Linked DNA regions of Homo sapiens: region 2 is linked to region 1. A link is a contact called in ENCODE Hi-C data. All regions are on one chromosome and are shown on one strand. The core of a region is the stretch at or near the end of the contact, and the rest is flanking DNA. Distances in the headings are between cores, read along the strand shown. Region 1 has its middle 43 kb from the start of HS3ST1. Region 2 holds the start of CD38 (CD38 molecule).

Evidence for each region. Hi-C counts contacts between places; a loop is a spot of excess contacts on that map. Pooled maps may share reads with other maps.
Region 2: a loop to region 1 is called in a map with no recorded cell type, with 6 times the contacts of the local background. The contact joins the promoter of CD38 here to the enhancer-like site in region 1. A Hi-C loop is called at or near these places in 2 of 37 single-sample maps with no recorded cell type and 2 of 50 pooled maps.

What each region holds. Positions count from the first base shown.
Region 1 is chr4:11,469,395-11,474,299 of GRCh38, forward strand. No RefSeq gene overlaps it. Among named protein-coding and RNA genes, the nearest start is that of HS3ST1, 43 kb to the left of the region's middle. RefSeq lists an enhancer at 788-977. Within about 2 kb of position 2,422, at least 12 of the 41 ENCODE cell types and tissues checked have a DNase peak (open chromatin) inside an H3K27ac peak, as active enhancers do.
Region 2 is chr4:15,776,845-15,782,310 of GRCh38, forward strand. CD38 (CD38 molecule) reads left to right here and starts at 1,484. Exons shown (of 8, transcript NM_001775.4): 1 at 1,484-1,803. The coding sequence starts at 1,571. RefSeq lists enhancers at 1,269-1,911, 1,323-1,822 and silencers at 1,953-2,002, 2,193-2,242.

The sequences.
Region 1 (4,905 bases), core at 1,172-3,671:
TGCACACTTTTTGTTGGGAAAAAAGGTATACAAATTATAAAACAGTTAACAATGTTTCCTTAAGGAGAGAAGTGTTAATGCTCTTCTCTAATTATGCTTTTAATGGTATTTTGTTCTATTTTTTTATTTTCAATAGCTTCTTTATTTCCCTTGGGATATTGAAGCTTTACTTAATCTTATTCTTTCTAAGTAGGGTAGAGAATTCCTGTTTCAAGTCTCCACAAAACAAAATCCCTTTTCTTGACATAGTAGAAAGGACAGGTGCTTGGATGTTTGGTTGGCAGGGGAAAGGAAAGAGTCCAGGTGCTACTGATAGAAATATTCAACCAAATCCTCCAGTTTTCGACTCCACCACTCACTGTGGTGCCTTCCTCAAGACCTTGGAGCTCCAAGTCTCTGAAGAATATTTCAGGCAATGAGAGGAGTCCCTGACTAAGGTAAAACCCTCCTCTCTGTCTCTTTCTGTGTGCGTGTATATGTATGTATATGTATATGTATATGTATATGTATATACATATACATATTCTATTGCTGCTTCCTCCTTAAACTCCACTAGAATAACAATGAAAGGTATTTAACATATTAATCCACCAATGTGAATAGTTGAGAGATGCCAACAATTTGAAAGATGGAAAAGAGGTCTGCAAATGCTCATTGTCGTAGCACAGCTGAGAAAGCTCACTGAGGCGCTGAGAGTGAGATGCGAAGGGACGGCCAGTGCAACACGGGCCTGTGTGTTTTTATGGACAGTATGAAGGTATTGAAACTGATCAGTAGTCTTCAAACATTTTCTTTCTTTCTTTTTTTTTTTTTCTTTTAGCAGGGAGATCTATTTCTCAAGTGAAAGGTAACTGAAACTGTCATGCATGAAACAAGCCCAAGCAAGCAGCTGCAGTTGCATGGTCAGCTGAGCCAAGGGCAGAGAGATGAGCCAGATGGGCTTCCCGCCCCTGGAGGGAGCCCCCATCCCCAGAGGGCAGACTCTGACACTCCTTCCCAGGTTCTTGGGGCATCACCAAAAAGAGTGGAAATCCCTACATGTTTTATCTCCAAGGGTCTCTAACCTTCTGTAACACTGCTCTGTGAATGCAATGAGACCATGTAAGAAAAGCACTGAGTAAAACCAAGAGCCTCATGTTTTGTTGCTATGCTGATTTTAATCTTTGAAGGTAAAGGGCCCTTGTATCTGACCTGCAAAGCACTTGGGCTGCTGGCTTTGCAAGGCATTGGCAAGAATAATACCTAAGGTACAGCTTCAAGAAGGTGGCTTTGTTTTCTCCTCTGAGAATAAGGGACTGAAAAAGTGATGAGTAACTCGGAAAAAAATAAAAGAGAACAAGAGAGAACAAAGTAGCTTTTCTTGATAAAGCATTTCCTCTAACCTGAAAGCTAGACACGGAAGCCAGGGAGTGCAGGAATTGCCCTGGCTGTGGCTAGTCACCATGCCGCCACCCCCAAATTCTTCTCACCACCAGATCAGCCAGGGAACGGCTTGCTGAAACCTGCTGGCTCTTTCTTGTGACCTGGAAGGATGACAGAGAGGCTGACATCCTGGAAGACCTCATTGCCCTGGGTTCCTTAGGAATCACAGAAGGGAACTCATTCACTCATTCATTCATTCAAGAATAGTATAGACTCTGCACAGTAGAGAAAACATGTATATCATTTTTCCAGATTCAACAGCTAGTGAATTTCCTGTATGCCAAGTCTTTAGAACTCAGGGATGAATGAAATTTCACAGGCTATTCTGTCTCTGAAAATCAAGTAAGGCAACACTCACATCCCCTCTGGGAAGCCAACCTTAGCCTCGTAGTCTGGATAAAATTTCACTATTATGTGCTACCTCAGCAGTTATGTACTGTAGCATCAGTCACATCCACTTCAGTGTAAGTTCTGGGAGGACAGGACATGTGTCTCTAGTAGCAGAAGAGATTGGCATGACAACAACCTCCAGTAGGTGTTCTACTAATTAAGTTTAGAAGAATTTAACTGTGGAGCCCGAGGCACGGGGATCACTTGAGGTCAGGAGTTCAAGACCAGCCTGGCCAACATGGTGAAACCCCATCTCTACCAAAAATACAAAAATTAGCCAGGCGGGTGGCACACACCTATAGTCCCAGCTATGTGGGAGGCTGAGGCAGGAGAATTGCTTGAATCCAGAAGGTGGAAGTTGCAGTGAGCCGAGATCGCGCCACTGCACTCCAGCCTGGGTGACAGAGTGAGACTCTATCTCAAAAAAAAAAAAAAAAAAAGAATTAACTATATTTAACTTTGCTTACCACACCACACTATGTACCCAATTACTTGTCTGTCTTCCCTCTCTACTCTCCCTATGGGCTGTGAGCCCCTACGAGCCCCTAAAGGCTGGAACCTTACCTCTTCCTGTCTGGCATCACATGCACTGTCTCATTCTATTGTGCGGAGACGTGAGCCAGGTCTGAATTCAAATCTATGACCCTGCCACTTCCTGTGGGGTGCATATCCTGTTTCAGTTTCCTCATATCTCAAAATGAAAATGAAAACACAATTTCCACACCTACAGCTACGAAAAAGCTTAGAAAGAATGCCAGTGATCTGCCTAGGACAATCCATAGCAAAGCATGGGCACACAGTAATTGCTAGCTATTAATAGAAACTTCAATTTGTTTAAACTCCTAAAGCTCATTGAATTGCTGGAAAAAAACAGCCTCTAGAGAACTTCTGTATATGCTTTTTTTCAGATTCGCCATGTTTTAACATTTTGCCACATTTGCTTTTTTATCCTCTATTTTTTCCTATTCTCTCTTTCAAATATTGTTAAATATAGTAATGCACACATACATACATACACAAACATGTATGTGTGTGAATTATGCATTCTAAAATTATTGTTTTCTATACCATTTGAAAGTAGATTAGCTACATCCTGTTCTTTTATTTTTTAATATTTCAATGTGTATTCTCTAAGAATATTCTTTTAAATAATTTAACCACAATGGTATTTCATTTAGGAAATTTAATGTTATAATATTTTCATCTAATCTACATTTTAATATGCCATATTTGTCATTGTCCCAATAATAATAATGTGCAAGTGCTCTTCCCTTCAAAACAGGATCTGGTCCATTTAGCAATTGTGTCTGTTGAATTCCCTTTAATTCAGAACTTTCTTCAGTCTTTCCCACTTTCACGACACTGACATTTTTAATGAACACAGGCCCCTTGTAGCATATTCTTTAATGTGGGTTTGTCTGATGCTTTTTTATGATCAGATTCAGGTTATGCATCCCAGCGGGGATACTCATAAGTGATGGCATTCCCTCTCCATGCACACATCCAGAGGCATGTGACATCCATCTGTTCCTTATTGCTAATGTTAATTTTGATCACACTGTCAAAGTGACATCTCTTTATACTAATACTGTGTAGTTACTACTTTTCCCCTTTTTGACTAATATGCAATCGGTGGAGAGACCTTTTGAGACTATAGGAGTATTCCATTTCTCAAAATTCCTCTGACACTTGGTACCCATGGATGATTCTTGCCCAACCAACCCTTACTAGGATGGTTAGAGCACAGTGAGTTCACAAATCTACCACCTCCACTTTTGTCATAGGTTTTCTACCGTAAGAAGGAACTATCTCTAAAGAGGCAAGACAGTGTGTCTGAGGACATTTTTCCTGTTACTGCAAAGAAATAGGAACTTTGTATCCTGGTAAGAGGTTGCGCTGGAGACAGGGGTGTGTATGTTAAGCCTACAAGAGCCCCGAGAAAGGCTGGGAACAAATCAGACCCTAAAACAAGGGAAGTGAGAGACCTTGAGCATGAAGGAGCAGAAGAAGATGAATTATAGGAGACTCGTTGGTGTCAGGAGAGTCTGGGCACCAGCCACAGGCAAAGGCAGGTCATATGGCACTGGGACCACAATCTAGTTAGTCCACTAGGAGAGTCTCTTCCTTTGAGTATGTTTGCTCTTCCATAAAACTGTGACAATCATATTGATGTCATAGCATTTTCCTGTGTTTAGGCTGATGTTGGATGCAAAGTGCCAAGCACACTGTTTAACATCATGTAAGTGCTCACTAAATGCCCCCCTTCCCTTCTTCCGTTCTCTTGCACTGTTCAGATATCGCCATGGAAACTCTCCTCTCTGCTTTCACTGAGGCCCTTTAAAATTTTTACAATTACTTTAACAGCTCATTTTTTTCATCTGAAATGAGAAATTCTAAAGGTAATAATATACCATATTTGCTGCTAACAGTAAATTAAATGCAGGGTCAAAAACTGCTTCTGAACTCAGCTAGGAAGTCTCGTGGATGCTTTTATTTGAAAATTTATTGCATTATTCTTGATACATTAAATATAACAAAATTAATTAATTATTTTCCATGATAATGATATCTCCATTTTATTGTTGTCATTAAGATACAATAATTATAATTGCCAGTTTTAAAACTCGATACCTAATATTTAGTAGGCCCTTAATTAGGTGCTTTGCAGTCATTACTTATAGTGCTCTCAACTGACTTATGTCAGCATTCTCTCCACTTTACAGATGAAGATATTGAGGCTCAGAGTGTCTGTGGGACCTGCCAATGGTCTTATTCCTGAAATATGGCAATGCAGGCTGTAAAAGTACTCTGTCTCCAAAGAATGCATACTTTGCTTTTTGGCAGTGATTTCGATGTGATAAAAATTCCATGTTTTCCATGAACTTCTGTATTTGACTTAGTATAGAGCTAAATTTAATTAACTATGTAATTGAGACAGGGATGGCTGTTGCACACCTCACATTCCATGTGCTCCCCTTCACTTCTCACTCTTCCTTGCAGTGAGGTTGAGGCCAAGTGACTCTTTCTGGCCAATGAGTTGTAAGCACAATGACACATGTTTCTTCCAGGCTGAAGCAATTGCAATCTGGTTTG
Region 2 (5,466 bases), core at 234-2,733, 4.3 Mb after region 1:
CCCAAATGCCCATCAATGACAGACTGGATAAAGACAATGTGGTACATATACACCAGGGAATACTGTGCAGCCACAAAAAGGAACGAGATCATGTCCTTTGCAGGGACATGGATGGAGCTGGAAGCCATTATCCTCAGCAAACTAACACAGGAACAGAAAACCAAGCACTGCATGTTCTCACTTATAAGTGGGAGCTGAACAATGAACACAGGGAGGGGAACAACACACACTGGGGCCTGTTGGGGAGAGTGGAGGGAGGGAGAGCATCAGAAAGAATAGCTAAAACATGAGGGGCTTAATACCTAAGCAATGGATTGATAGGTGCAGCAAACCACCATGGCACACATTTACCTATGTAACAACTCTGCACGTCCTGTACATGTATCCCAGAACTTAAAACAAAATAAAAAAGATAAAAAATAAATAAAACACACAGTCCAAAAAGTCATCCTGTCTTACAGAGCTATGGGTGATCTGGTCTCCTGCTACTTTCCGAACTTCTGTTCTGTTTCCCTCAACCCTCTAGCCTAACTACAATTGGCCTCCTTGCTGCTCTGGAACAGGCCAAGAGCTTTTCTGCCTCAGAGTCTTTGCACCTGCCATTTCCTCTGCTTGGGAAATGTTTGCCCCAAGGGAGTTGGGTGACTTGATCGCTCACATTACTTAGGTCTCTGCTTGAATGTCACAGATGTTCTCTTAATAAAGAAGAGGCAAGAAAAGCCACTTTATTATTTATTAAACTCCCGCATAGAGTGCAGTATTATTACTGTGTGCCAGACCCTGCTTCAAACACATTCCATGGACTATAAAATTGCATCTCTGAGCAGCTCCTAGAGCTGGTAGTAACAACTTACATTTACTGGGTGATTACCATGTGCCAGGTATTGTGCTAAACACGTTGTAGATATTAACTCACTTAATCCTCGTAACAATCCCATGAAGTAGGTACTGCTACTATCCCGGCTTTACATCTGAAGTACAGAGAGGTTAAGTAACTTGCCCCATGTCATCCAGCAAGAACTAAATTTGAACCCAGAGCTTAGCCACTGATGCCTCTTGAGAGAAGGAGTCAGACTTAAGTTGAGTCTTTAAAGGTGGTTGACCAGGCATTTGTCAGAGTTAAGAAAGAGAGGTAGGACATCCTTTTCCAGGCAGAGGGCATTGTGTGCACACACGTATAGAAGCAGGCAGCCCACCCTCATGCTTTCCAGGAAGCAAATGTGGCTCAGGTGTAAAGTGCCCGGTTGATGAAGGGAGTTAGCGGAGGGAGTATAAGGATGTACTGTCTGCCCCCTTAGGACACCTGCAGAGGATTAAGGTGGCTGTTTCTCCCTGGAGGTGGAGTGGGTGGGTCACTGCACAGGAGCCTATAGTTGTTGGTCTTTTAAACTCTTATTGGTGTAACCAGCCACGGAACTCTGAGGCAAGGGGTTGGGGGTGGGAAGGGAAACAGAGAAAAGGCAAGTGAAACAGAAGGGGAGGTGCAGTTTCAGAACCCAGCCAGCCTCTCTCTTGCTGCCTAGCCTCCTGCCGGCCTCATCTTCGCCCAGCCAACCCCGCCTGGAGCCCTATGGCCAACTGCGAGTTCAGCCCGGTGTCCGGGGACAAACCCTGCTGCCGGCTCTCTAGGAGAGCCCAACTCTGTCTTGGCGTCAGTATCCTGGTCCTGATCCTCGTCGTGGTGCTCGCGGTGGTCGTCCCGAGGTGGCGCCAGCAGTGGAGCGGTCCGGGCACCACCAAGCGCTTTCCCGAGACCGTCCTGGCGCGATGCGTCAAGTACACTGAAATTCATCCTGAGATGAGGTGGGTTGGCGACTAAGGCGCACCGGTGGGCACTGCGGGGACAGCAGGGCCCCGCGCGCAGGGAAGCCGCCCGGATCGCCCGGAACCGGGCATCTTCCGTGGCGGGTCAGCCGAGAGCCCGCCGGGTGGTGCTGAGTAGGGAGTCCCGGGCTCGGGGCTCCGCGGGCCGCTTTCAGGAGCAGCTGGCCTTGGCACCGAGCGTGCCCGCGGGAGGCGGGGGGGGGCGCTGCTCGGTGGCTCTGCTGCGTAGCCGGTGAACACTTGGCACCGATGCCCGCCTTCTGGGCAAGGTGCCCTGAGCCCAGCCCCTCGCCGGGCTGCAGCCCACCCTCGGCGCGCTCAGCCCGCTTCACCGCTTCAGGGACGGAATAGAACTCGCAGATGCAGGGTGTCGCTGACATTTTCAACTTTTTCTGCGGTTTCCGCCCGCTGTCTCTGACCCGAAAGTGCCCCCGGACGGTTACAGAGGACACTTAAGTGGTTTGCAAAGCCTGTGGTAGGGGAGGAGGGTGTAGAAGGGCCAAACCACGGAACTTAGTTTTATTCATTTATATAAAGCAGCACTCCGATTCTTTTTGCGCGGCCTGAAATGCATGTGACCAGAGAAGTAATTAACAAAACAATGTCAACTTCTAAAACCGAGACATTACTTAGATGATAAGGCGCAGCAACTCGGTGAATCTGTACAAACCTTGGAAAAAAAACACATTAGTCTATGGGACCTTCCAGTTTTCTCATGCTCCTTTCCAGCTACTAACCTCTCCTAAAGGGAACAACCACTTTTTGGATTTGATTCCCAGGCCTCGCTTTCACCGGGAAATTATCGTTGCTTGTAAAACAGAAGAAGCCGGGAAGGCAGGCAGGGGGAGCTGCTACTTTACACTCTGTGCTTTGGGATAGCAAAATCCCGCATTTAAGCAATCCGAGGAAACGAGCAAATAGACCTCCCTCGCCTCTCCGAGCACACTCAACAGTTCCGGTTGCAAAATGTTTGCCTCCTGGGCTTCCCAGCGTCCCGTTAGTTGTTCTATTTACACATAATTAGATACTTAATGGAGAGAGAAACTAGAAGTTGAGGCGTTCCTCCAGGCTGTATTGTAAAGTATGAAGTGAAATCCAAAATGAAATGGTAATGTTAGAAAGCAACCTCATTAAAAAAAAAAAAAGTAACACTGGTCTTGAAGATCTTTCAATGTGAGTACATAAAGATCTATCTCATTTCTTTTGACAGCCCATAGTATTTCATAAACTAGATGTAACCATTTCCTATTGACAGGAAATTAGCTTGTTTCCAATTTTTCAATCCCATTCATTCATCCAACAAGTATCTGTTGAGCACCCACTATGTTCCAGACAGTGATCTAGCTACTGATGACACAAGAGTGAATGACGAAGTTCTCACTCATGAAATTTTCACCTTAGTTGGGAGAAACATGATGCAATGAAAATCTTCATACATACATTGTGTGTACATATGGGAGTATTTCTGTAGGATAGATTTCTAGTGATGAAACTGCTGAGTAAAAGGGAGAATTATGCATATTTTAAGTTTTGATTTTTCCAAATTCCAGGTATTCCATATATACTCCAAAATAGTTGTGCCATTTTACTCTCCCATCATCAGTCTATCAGAGGGGATGCTTTCCCACAATCTCTTGAATGCTGAATATTTTCAACTTTTTTACTTAAGAGAAAAAAGAGCATCTAATTGTTCCCTCAGTATCAGTGAGTCTAAGCATCTTGTATATGTTTATTTGCCATTTATATTTTTTTCTGTGATTTTCCTGTCCAGATACTTGATACTTTCTATTGAGCTGCTTATTTATTTCTTATGGGAGATTTTTATATATTTTAGATAATATTCTCTCTCTCACACACACACACACACACACACACACACACACACACACACACACACACATACAGTCTTACAGCCACATCCCTGAAATCTTGACCTTGTGAACATGTTTTACTGGCAGCACTCTGGACTCGATCATTGCCTTGAGACTATTTCTTTTTTGATATTCTTTGGAAAGACTAACAATGACAGTTTTATTTTCAAACCCAACAAATCCTGGCATGGAAATGTTTGCTCTTGATTCTGCTTTTAAAAAAATAAAGAATTATTTTCTCTCTTTCTTTCTGCACCTTATCAGAAACAGCTAAAAGAAGTGAGTTGGGCCAGGCACTGTGGCTCACACCTGTAATCCCAGCACTTTGGGAGGCCCAGGCAGGTGGATCACTTAAGGTCAGGAGTACAAGACCTGCCTGGCCAACATGCTGAAACTCCGTCTCTACTAAAAATACAAAATTAGCCGGGTGTTGTGGCGCGTGCCTGTAATCCCAGCTACTCTGGAGACTGAGGTGGGAGAATCGCTTGAACCCAGGAGGAGGAGGTAGCACTGAACCAAGATCCAGCCTGGCCAAGAGAGTAAGACTCCGTCTCAAAACCAAACCAAACCAAACCAAAAAAAGAAGTGAGTTGGCACTTTCAACATTCTGCCTGGAAATCTCCTTACCAAACCTATAAGATCATTAGGTATATTTTCTGCACTTTGTATTGTGACAGGTGACAGTGTTACCAAACTTTTTACCAGGACATAATAGGGTCTGCCTTTCTTCTAGTTGCTAACAATTTCCCCCAAGTCCATCTTGCCTGCACTAACAGTCTCCTTTAGACCTCTCCTCTCCTGCCTGTCACACATTCCTAGTACTAATGCTACAGTATAGTAGTAAGGGTCTCCAGAGAAACAACATTTATATAACATAATATAAATACATTAATAGAGAGAAAGAGATTTTAAGAAATTGGCTTATATCATTGTGAAGTCGGGCAAGCCCCAAATCTGCTGGACAGGCCAGCAGCCTGGAGACCCAGGGAAGAGTTGATGTTGCAGCTGGAGTCCAAAGGCAGTCTCTGGCAGAATTCTCTTTTACTTCTGGGACCTTGGTCTTTCTCTTAAGGCCTTCAACTGATTGGATGAGGCCCACCACATTATGAAGGGTAACATGCTTTACACCGAGTCTCCTGACTTAAAATCTAAAAAATACCTTCACATCACAACTAGATGTGTTTGACCAAATATCTGGATACCATGCCTGGGCGAATTGCCACTTAAAATTAATCATCACGTACATGTTTTAAGGTTTTGTTACACAAGACCTCACTTCCAAGTATCACTTTCTGTTTTGGTCATCAGTTGCTGCATAATAAACAACCACCCTAAAATTTAGTGACTTAAAACAACAATCATTTATTGTCTGCCATGGTTCTGTGGTTTGACTGGGATCAGCTGAGTGGCCTGTTTCACTTGGTGTCAGCTGGGGGTGTAGGCATCTGCAACATTGTCTTGGCAGGAACATCCAAGATGTCCCACTTAACACGATGGCTCCTGGGCTCAGCTGGGCTGGTCAGGCCTCCCTTCCTCTCTGTGTTGCCACACGGCCTCTCTCTATCCATGTGGCCTCTCCATATGGTCTCTCCCTGGTGGAGGTGAATTTCTTCAAGGTTTCTAAACTCTCAAAAGTGGAGCCTGGCAAGCCCACTCAAAGCTTCAGATCCACAACTGGCACAGCTTCCCTTCCACAGATTCTATAGGTTAAAACAATCACCGGACCAGCCCAGATTCAAAAGAAGGAGAAACAAACTCCACCCCTCCATGG